2 separate regions of the Mus musculus genome follow, and region 1 is linked to region 2. A link is a loop called in an ENCODE intact Hi-C map of the cell type or tissue named here. Cell type or tissue: left cerebral cortex. All regions are shown on one strand. Links, peaks and the distances in the headings refer to the core of each region. The heading gives the core; the rest is flanking DNA. Region 1 overlaps Hdac9 (histone deacetylase 9). Region 2 overlaps Hdac9 (histone deacetylase 9).

Region 1 (5,389 bases), core at 113-5,112, 120 kb before region 2:
TACAAATAGAGTTGTTAAGGCAATACTTATTTTAGATTTCCATATGCCTTAAGTATAAATTATTCCTTAGAAGATTTTATCATTTTAAAATTTATTTACCTATCAGTATTACATTAGAAAGTGGGCTGGCAAGATGGCTCAGCACATAAGAGCACTGACTGCTCTTCCTGAAGGTCTTGAGTTCAAATCCCAGCTACTACATGGTGGCTCACAAACATCTGTAATGAGATCTGACGCCCTCTTCTGGTCCCTCTGAAGACAGCTACAGTGTACCTATGTATAATAATAAATAAAATCTTTGGGCTGGAGCAATCTGGGACTGAGCAAGCAGGGCTGACCGAAGAGAGCAGAGGTCCTAAAGTTTAATTACCAAAATTCACACGAAGGCTCACAACTATCTACATAACTACAGTGTACTCATATACATTAATAAATAAATCTTTTAAAAAAAAGACAGTTTTTTCATAGATAAGAAAATAGAGCTGATGAATTTGCATAGAAACACACACACACACACTACACACACACTACACACACACCTCTACTCACTCAAATAAACATTCTTCCATCCTTACAGAAACACCACACACACAGAGACACGCATACCTACTCACCCAAACAAACATGCTCCCACTCTCACACCAACATCACACACACACACACACACACACACACACACACACACACACACACACACACACACACACACACACACAAACTACAAAACTGGAATTTACTCTTGAAAAATCATCTCTGTTTGTGATTTTTCATGTCAGTTGCCAGATTTTTATTATTTGTTTCCCTATTTCAACATCATTAAGTGTATAATTTAAACTATTTGCTGTAAATATTTACAAACCTTATGTCTTACCTATGCTGTGATTTTTATTGTACAAGTACCCAAAGGTTGATATTCACACGCTGTTCTTTTTGCTTGTGGCTTCCACATTCACTTGCAGAATCAAGAGTTCAGTATCACCAAAACTTTAAGATTATTATACAAGCAACAAAATCTCCTTTAATATTTCCACATTTTTGTTTAAAAAAATCTCATACTCCTTAATTGACAGGAAGTTTACTTGCCTTATTATCATCTGATAATACATTAATTTATCTTGCAAGGGCCTCTAAAATTTATAAATGACTCCCTGTTTTTAATATAGTACTTGCCTTATGCTTGTCTGGTATTATAGTGCTTAAGTTACATTGATCAAGCACCACATGAATTAAGTTTCACTGGTTTTTAGAATACTTTATTTTTATGCTTTTGAAGGGAAGATTTCCTCATTATTTTTCTTTTAAAAAAATCTAATGACTGTTATTGAAAGTGTTTCCTTCCAGAATCAATATCTTAACTTCAGGGTAAAAATTTTCCCTTCAAAGGACTTTATAATTATACTATTGGTGATAGTACAGTTAGTAGTCCTGTTCTACTGACCTCTCTCTGTATATAGTGCTATATGCCTCTTTGTTCACATTTTAAATAAATTGTGGAGTTGACTTGTAGATTTTCAACATTCTATTCTAAGTATATTCTTATGTTACATATGAATTGTCCCAATCATTATTGAAATGTATGTTGTCTTGATAGCAGGTGTGAATTGTCAATAATATTTAAGAAGAAAACTTGAATGCTTTTCTCATTCATAACCTCTTTTTGTGCTCTCAGTATCATCAAGCAAAGACTGTTCTGTGTGCCAAAGACAATGACGAATGAGTTGTCAGCATCTGAATGTCTAGTCTTCTATACACATGGTTCATGCTTATTGGCAGATTGCTTTCTGTACATCCATCTCAAATTACATCTAGAACAATAATGGTTGTTCAGGGGCCATACTTCTCCAAAAGCAAGCTTGAAGTCACAAAGTACTCCAGAAATAGACAGAAGGCCACCTTTAAGTTGTCAGTGTAGACTGACTTGTATCATGAGCTTGGTTTCCCTCCAGTTTTAGCCTTGTGCGGCTTGTGGGAAGGGCTGGCATTCTCTGGGTTCAGTGGAGCCGAGGTGCACATGTGAGGCTCCTTCCTAGTGTTCCTCTCATCACTGCTCTGTCACAGACCACCAAGGGAAGGGAGGGCTTTCTGTGCAAAGTGTGATCAAGATCTGTAGAAATAGAAGTGAGTGGAGAGTTTATTAGAAATGGGATTTCTAAGGAAGTGTGAGAGTAGATCGTAATTACAGTAATGGAAGCCAGCCAGTGGAAGCCGGAAGCCGGAAGCCGGAAGCCGGAAGCCGGAAGGAGCAGAAAGAATGATGAAGGTTAGATTAACAGGTCAACACAAGTGACATTGAATTAAAACACCGCCCCCCCCCCCACACACACACCAAACTGCCCAGGAAATTGAAAGGTGGTAAAAATCACTGATACAAGTCCTTCCTTGGCTAACAAAACCAAGCCAAACCTCCTGATCCTTTTTAAACCACTCTGTAGCTATGTAAAGTTGTTGCCTTGCCTTCAGCAGGCCATGTTAGTTGTGTGTTTGGAAGGTTTCCTCACAGAACAGTGGACTACTTCATGGCCTGACTGAAAGTGAATAACAGAACTAGAGGGTTCCTGCTTCGTGCATTTCTGAAGCTTTCGTTTATCCTTATATAGGTGCACAGAGAAGTCGCACCCTGACCTCCAGAGTGACCGCAGGCTTCACGCTTGCACTACCCCTTTTTTTCTGAAGCTAAATTTGGAGCTTGCAAAACCTCCTGTTTAAAAATATCTCCCCAAAGTCTCCCGCTTACTGTTCATTTTGTTTCTGTCCTGTGAAACTCAGGTCCCCATTTATAATAATCTATGCAGTATTTTTCTCTATGTCAAAAATATAAAAGAACACGTTTGATCCATAACCCTTCAACATGCTTTCCATGATAGAATTATTGTCATAGACTGTTCTTCCATTCAGTCTAGAGACAAATCCTCTTAATGAGCTTAGCTGTGCTTCACAAATATACATGCATTCTTAAATACATTTGAGCCAACAAAAAATAGGCTGTGGACAGGCCTCACTTAGATACAAGAGACAAGCAATATCCTAGCAGACTTTTCCAACAGAGGATTTATATTTTTCTGTTAAGATTTCAGTTATATTCATATTATGAAACAGTGAGCTTGTTGTTTGATATGAAATATAAAGTCATCTAAGAGGCTGAATTCATCATTTTAAAATGGTATGCTTAAACAGAAAATAGAAATTCCATAAAATTTCCTTACAACATGTAGAATGTTGACATGTGTTCTTTTATGCTCATTAAGAATTTTAAATCAAAGATGAGAATACTGGAAACTCCCCATGTGTAGCAATTCATTAACCAAATATTCCATTTTCTAAGATGCCAGCTTACCTCCATCCATGTATGTTGAACTGTTCTTTCCATAGCACACTGTACTTTATAAACTGGACATGTTATGTTTAAAATAGCTTTTTTTGAACTACTTTCTAAATGTATAATATTTTCAACCAACTAATGGAGGAGAAAGATTTGCAAATTTGTGAACTCTTAATGTGCTAGATATTTTGTGTCCAATTTTGAATGTATTTAAATACCTTACCCTATCTTGTGCATGTCCAAGATATGTCTCAATGATATCAAGAGTTTAAAATTTACTAAGGTAATGATGTGTGGGTTATTTCAAGTAACTACAACTTAATTAGTGGCAGTAACGAAAAATACTGGATTTAATGATGGTATAGGTTCTAATTATATATCTGTTCTTTGTATATTACTCAATACACTTAATTATAAAGAACTGACTATTAGTAGGGTATATTAGACAATAAGACTAACATTAAAAATTACCATCAAAGGCAGTATATAGCTATACATTGATAATTTTGAGAGAATGCCTAGTAAAAATTACATGATGGTCTTATCTGATGTCTGAATAAACTACAAATCAATGAAAACAGAATGGTTGATGAGCTAACTAAGCAAAGCAGGGCCTGCGGATGGTTCTCCTGGTATCTGGGTCAGATAACAAGTGGACCTTTTAAACATACTGACCTTTCATATCTATAGGTCCCGTATCAGCAGATTCAACCAACACAGGATCAAAAGTAGGCCTATGACGATTGCAACTGTGCATGTTTCTGTAGACTCCATCTCATAGCTGTGCCCAAGCCTTACAGTGGTGCATGGTGGCAGTGTAGCACTATATTACCCATGATGCCTAGTGAGCTAAAGAATAAGGAAGGATGCTTAAAGTTATATACAGGTATCATTTTATGTGTAGATGTTGGCATCTGAGAACATTTTATAATATCCCCCATATAGCCAAGAATGACTACACTCAATCCCAGAGTGGGTAGAACTATTCCCCAGTTTCCAACACCTGACAACCCTTGTGTGTCCAAGCTGGGGTTTAGGAGAAAGGAAGTCTGGAGTACTGTGGAACTTAGCTTGACCTCAGAATTCAGTGGCAGTGTTCCTGAAGCTGAAGTAGTCAGGAGGGAGTTATGGCAAGAAGAAAGAGCTCTTGCACACCTGCCATGTGTGGAACTCAGCAGTTTTGTATAGCTGGCTATAGTCTAAACTGTGAGACAGACTGGAGAGGCACAGCAACATGAGCAGTGGCTAGTTCAGAGTGGGCTCTGAGTCACCGTCAGGTTGTGAATGCCTTTGGTTAGGAAGACTCAAAGGGTTTCAAGGATCATTCCATGTGCAGAAGGAGGGAAAGCTAGGCTCCAGAGACAAAGACCTGTCAGCGGTGTGCAAGGACCAGGTTGACGGAAAGGGCAGCGCTGAGCACCTGAGCAATTCTGTACATTTTGCCTTGAAGGGAAAACAGACATTAAGACTCGAGGATGTATGTTTACTTGAAATACTGCTGAGTGCATTTGTATGAAGCCAGGATACCTGTAAGTTTAATTAGATTTCTTATCTTTTGATATAAGCTCTAAGTACTTAAGTGTGTGTATATGTGTGTGTGTGTGTGTGTGTGTGTGTGTGTGTGTGTGTACGCACTCGAGCTCTGATAAATGCAGTTATGTAATAAATGTGCCCACAGGGTTTTTAAAGAACATAGAATGTTTCCTGCTTCTGTTTACTAGGTGATGCTGTTTATATCGCACATGTTCTCCGATTTATGGGAAAATGTTAGATTTTGCATTGCTGTAACAAATATCTTAGAGGAACAAATTCAAAGGAGGAGAAATATTCTCCATGGTTTCCCAGGTCTCAACTCATGCTTGATTGGCTCCAAAGTTTTTCAGGCACAGTGAGGCTGGTACTACCAGGGGAGGAGCAGTGGAGCAGGGGTTCACATGTGTGGTGGCTGAGAAAGGAGGCATCAGGGAGACAGAGTGGGTGCTGAGGAAGGCAAGGTGGATTTCTGTCAGGCATGGCCCAGTAATCTACTTCCTCCCAATAATGCCATTATAGAATTCCTGAGATCGGAGC
Region 2 (5,389 bases), core at 338-5,337:
TTGGAGTTATAATTTCCTGCTTCTTTTATGACTGGTAAGTTTATAAAAATTATATTTAGAATGATACAAGGTTAACCTTCGATGCTGATGCTTAGCAGTCCTGTTAGGCAGGGTGAGCTTAGTTCTGTCCTGAGCTTAGTTTTTCTGCCAAGGGCAACCCTTCCGTTTATTTTAGTCACATCTTAGGATGGGCACCTTTTCCTCTCTCTGGTAGTACCAGTTCTTTGTGGCATCTTGGATCCTCAGGAACTGCCATGCCAGTTTTCTCTGGGATGTTTCTGCTCCCCCTGCTAACGAGCACCTTGCTGCTGCCTGTTGCTTTATGTTTGGGCTTTTTGTTTTTCACTTGCCTCTGTCTCTGACTGTCTTTGTTTATAGGAGTCTGCTGAGGGCTGTTGGTTTCCACTTGCTGACGAATATTTCAGTGCATCAGATTAGAACTATGTGTCATATAAAATTGATAACTGTATCTATGTAGCCAGTATCCATTCTCTTAAAAATTATACTTTAAATGATTTCTCTATTTTTCCATTGTTTAAAGTAGAATGGAAAAAAGGTTAGTGATCCTAAGTAGACAGTGAAGACTTCTGACTGATGACCACTTTTGTATTGTAAGAATAAGGTTCTATCTGCCATTCTCTTCTGTGATGTGTGATGTCAGGAAACTGAGTTATTTCATCCCTACCCTTCTATTCTCTCATCTATAAAATATCTATTATAGTTATGCTTTCTCTCATTTCCAATTTCAAGAACACTATAAAGCTCTGGATGAATACATATAACTATTTATATATTCCTCTCTTTATAATGTTGTGTTTTATCATTATTTTAGGGGGTAAACTGAAGAGCTTTCTTACTCCAAAATGTATATCTACTTCATTGAACTTCTGTTTCTATTAAATAATCTAAATGTTTATACAGAACAGGAGAGAAAGACCATATGTCTTTATATAAAGACAGCAAATATTTTTTTCTGTTGTTAATGTTTCTATTTTGTTTGTTTCTTCATTTATTTCTAAAACAGAGTGTAACTATGTGACCCAACCTGCCTTTGTGCCTGATATGTTCAGCTCTGCTGAAATCCATGTTCACTTTAAACACAAGGTTGTTCAGAAAGTGCTGTTCACAGTAAAGTAAGAGCAGGGAGTCCCAGGTACCCATGCAGATTGGTCTTGCTGCTCATAGCTCTACTGTACTTGCATTTCAGAAATCTACAAGAAAGGAATTGCATGTTTGACCATGACTACCTGAAGCTTTTTAGAGGTAGCAAGTGCATTTAAACAGATTTACATGCTATACCATAAATATGTGCACCAAAATATTACAATACACCCCATAATAACTATAATTTTATAACTTCATGTGTCAGTATTTGTCTTAAAACTGCATTTAAATTCAAATAAAGTAGACTATGTTTAACATTTTAAAAAAAAGATTTATTTCTTTATTTTATGTGTATGAGTACACCATTGCTCTCTTCAGACACAGCAGAAGAGGGCATCAGATCCCATTATGGATGGTTGTGAGCCACCATGTGGTTTCTGGGAATTGAACTCAGGATCCCCAGAAGAGCAGTCGGTGCTCTCAACAGCTGAGCCATCTCTCCAGCCCTAACTTTTTTAAAGATCTAGAAAAATATAAAAAAGAAATAAATTTCTACCTTGTTTTATACCTCTTTTCCTGTCTCTACATTTTTTCATTTGATTCAAGCAAAGTGATTTAATGTATATTTGATCTATACTATATCTCCTTTTTCTTAAGGAAAAATTTTTCCTCAGTAAGTTAACAGTTTTATATGTATTTATTTTTACTAAGATGAATCATAGTTTTATTTTACTAAAAGTGGGAAAATATTGTGTTTATCTTCATGAGCCTACTAATCCGATAAACAGTTTAATATGGTCTAAAAATTGGTCAGAGCAACCCTATTTTATTCAGTTAACTATTGAATCGAGTCCTGACCAAATTCCGTGTGTATTTTCTAGAACTTCTGCATCAGAATATCTTTGAATAGGAAGGATCTGAACAGGGTTCCATCCTAGAGAAGGCCAGGTCAGAAAGCAACTGAGTGTACTCGCCCTGGCCTGTGTCCTGAAGATGTGGACAGTAGGGTTTTAATCAGATACTTAGGTAATTCCCCCATCTGAAAAGGTACTCTTCTTAAAGTCAGAATTCCTGTTTTGTAGACTGTATCCATTCTGTAATTTCACTTTTTGTAGAATGCACATGCCATGTTGAGTTGAAACTGTATATACAGGAACACATTTATTCTGTTGCTGGATATCTTTGCTGGCCTCTTTATTGTTCTCAGAAATGTCTCCTTCCTGTGTGTGGAAGTTGTTAATTCTTGCAGATCAGGCTAATCCTTCGTCCCTCTCATGTGTTAGAACAGGGTCTGATTCAGAGGCTGTAGACAACAGGAGGTTAAAGCCAGCGCCCTCTCCCTATAAGAATTACTGGGTTAGCAGAGAAGCACCTCTTAGTTTATTGTACTCTGGGACTTTTCATAGAAAGAGGTGAATATGTTCTTCTCAAGATGAATGCATCAGGTCATTTTTTTTCTTTTTCCTCTCAGGCTAAAATGTTCTATCAGCCCCTTGTTTTGACCTTATAACCATCACCTGTCTCAGCCCATCTTTCCTGATTGGTGCGTCATTCAGCCTGTTCCTTCACTTATGTTTTGAGGATTTGACTCCCCCTGGTGGCTCCTGGCGTCATGAGTCAGGGCTTCTTTTCACTTAGGGTTCTCTTAAAAAGGCTCAAAGAGCAGCGTTCATGTTCCAAATGCTGCAGCAATCTCTTGAGACTTAAGGTAGGTTTTCCAAAGTTTTTAGGAAGTCATTTCCCCTCTAAGAGTTTGCCAAAGGAGACTAGAGTAGACCAATGCTAATTTCGTACATACAGAAGAGACATTCTGAGTTCGTGAATACTAAACGTAATTGGTTTAATTACAAATCATTTGCTAAAAAAAGTTATGTTCTCATCCATAATTAAGAAAGTTTCTTTCATCCTCCTAAAATAGCAGTAATTGTGTTATAAAAAAGGAAACGAAAATGTTTGCATCGAAAAAGAATCCATAAAATGTTTGAAATTGATAGTTTGATGTGGCAATACATTAAATGAGATGATTTCAAAATACATTTAATTTGACAGCGCTCAGAGACAGGCAGTCCTCATCAGCATTCTTCTTTGTGGCTGCTTCAACATAAAAGAATTGTGGCCATTTAGATCTCAGAAATTGTCACTTTCTGTTTTAACTTTTATAGCCCTGCATTTATTTGAAGTGTCAACTTCTATCTCTCATTTTTCTTTTCCTTTCTACCATTAAGTTGAATTAAAGAATGGGTGTGAATGTCTTACGAAGACCCTTCTCTTTAGTTTGAAGAAGAGTTTGTTCTTTCTCTTGTCGTGAAAATGCCTTTTTCATTTAAATTAGAAATAGAACATTGGATAGACTCTTAACAAACTGTCCTATCTAAAAACGTTAGATGATTGCTTCTTATTAGCAATAGTTAATGGAGTTATTTTCCTACCTGCATTTGAAAAGGACCTGCTAACATTCATTGCAATCTCACAGCAAGAGCAGGTTGAAGTTTCCCATTGTTATCTGGGAACCCAGAGGTAAGAGTTCGGGGCTTTGATTTGTTAGGTCTCTTCTGCTTTTGTTTGTTTGTTTGTTTTTTGCGTCCTGAGTCACTCATTTGGTGTCTCTTCCTGTTTTTCAAAGTCTCCCCAATTTCTGTTAACTGATGGGCTGCTGTGTTTTACATGTGTGCCACCCAATAGGACATGACTTAGCCTCCTCCCAGTGGCTTTGGAGGAAGGCAAGGGATGTGGGATGTCCTCAGATCACCAGGGCATATCTCCTAGAAGGTTGTGATACCTCTGTCTCTCAGGATTTCTGCTGCTGGTCCCTGTATTTCCTGCAACACCTGCTCCTTGGAAAGTTGTCCTGGAAACTCTCTCTTTTTTTTTTTTTCTTTTTGTTTTGACTTTTCTCTTTTTTTCATTTTATTAGATATTTTCTTTATTTACATGTCAAATTTTTATCCCCTTTCCTCATTTCCCCTCCGAATACCCCACTAGCCCATTCCCCCTCCCCATGCTCACTAAACCACCCATTTCCACTTCCCTGTCCTGACATTCCCCTACACTGTGGCATCGAGCCTTCACAAGGCCAAGGACCTCTCCTCCCATTGATTCCAGACAAGGCCATCCTCTGATACATATATGGCTGAAGCCTTGAGTCACTCCATGTGTACTCTTTGGTTGATGGTTTAGTCCCTGGGAGGTCTGGGGGTACTGGTTGGTTCATATTGTTGTTCCTGCTATGGGGCTGCAAACTCCTTCAGTTCCTTGAGTTCTTCCTCTAGCTCCTCCACTGGGGACCCTGTGCTCAGTCTAATGGATGGCTGTGAACTTCCACTTCTGTATTTGTCAGGCACTGGCAGAGCCTCTCAGGAGACAGCTATATCAGGCTACTGTCAGCAAGCACTTGTTGGCATCCACAATAGTGTCTGGGTTTGGTAACTGTATATGGGATGGATCACCAGGCAGGACAGTCACTGGATGGCCTTTCCTTCAGTCTCTGCTCCGAACTCTGTCTTTATATCTCCTCTCATAGGCTTTTCTAAGAAGGACTGAAGCATCCACACTTTGGTCTTCCTTTTTCTTGAGCTTCATGTGGTCTGTGAATTGTATCTTGGGTATTCTGAACATCTGGGCTAATATCCAGTTATCAGTGAGTGCATACCATGTAGGCCCAAGAACTAGGGCTGATCTCTCTTTACTTCAGAACTGCTAGCTTTTTATAATTTGTCTTGGCTACTTTGTTGTGATAACATACTAGACTAACATAGGGGGAATTCATGTGAGAGTCTGTGACAAATCATAATAGGATCCCTCTTAGGAAAGTTAATTTTCTTTTTAACATCTTACCATAGGCAGGAGGGTTAAAAACAAAACCAAAAACAAACAAAACCTATAGCTCATATTTGCTCTCTGTATCATACTGACTAAATGTTTTATACTGCTTCTTTATAGAGCAAACTAAACAGAGTAATTCACCATGTTAGTGCAATGCCCCCCGCCCCCCAGGCCAGTCCCAGTTAACAGCACTACAAAGTCTTTGCTCCACCCGACAATTGCCAGAATACACAGCTGTGAGTATTTTAAACACATATTAAAAAGTTTCCAAATGAAGATGGTTTCCCCTCTCTTCCCAGAAAGGAAAGGAAAATGAGCAGTCGCCGGTCACACTTTTTGCTCGGTTGCTAAGCCATAAAATACTGAGTAAGATGCCCTGACACTATGACAATCTGAACAGGACTTTTTGAGGATGCTTAGCCAGGGGTCACTTTATAAGACTGTATAGGGATGGTCTGTCTTT

Evidence for each region. A loop is a pair of places that touch in the nucleus more often than their neighbours do. Peaks named below come from ENCODE experiments on the same cell type or tissue, not always from the same donor. Only the 100,000 strongest peaks of a DNase experiment are listed, where the experiment ranks them.
Region 1: it touches region 2 in a loop (2.9-fold over the local background); 3 of 42 quality-filtered maps call a loop at or near these places.

Annotation. Positions count from the first base shown.
Region 1 is chr12:34,781,010-34,786,398 of GRCm38, reverse strand. All of the region lies in intron 3 of Hdac9 (histone deacetylase 9), which reads left to right. It overlaps Gm46347 (a long non-coding RNA gene), which reads left to right. Exons shown (of 2, transcript XR_001780600.1): 1 at 1-5,389. Among named protein-coding and RNA genes, the nearest start is that of Gm46347, 4.1 kb to the left of the region's middle. In left cerebral cortex, for the core only: a CTCF peak has its summit at 262 (motif pointing left); a DNase peak (open chromatin) is centred at 2,609.
Region 2 is chr12:34,662,262-34,667,650 of GRCm38, reverse strand. The region is part of intron 3 of Hdac9 (histone deacetylase 9); the gene reads left to right. Among named protein-coding and RNA genes, the nearest start is that of Gm46347, 120 kb to the left of the region's middle. In left cerebral cortex, for the core only: a CTCF peak has its summit at 2,713 (motif pointing left); a DNase peak (open chromatin) is centred at 2,700.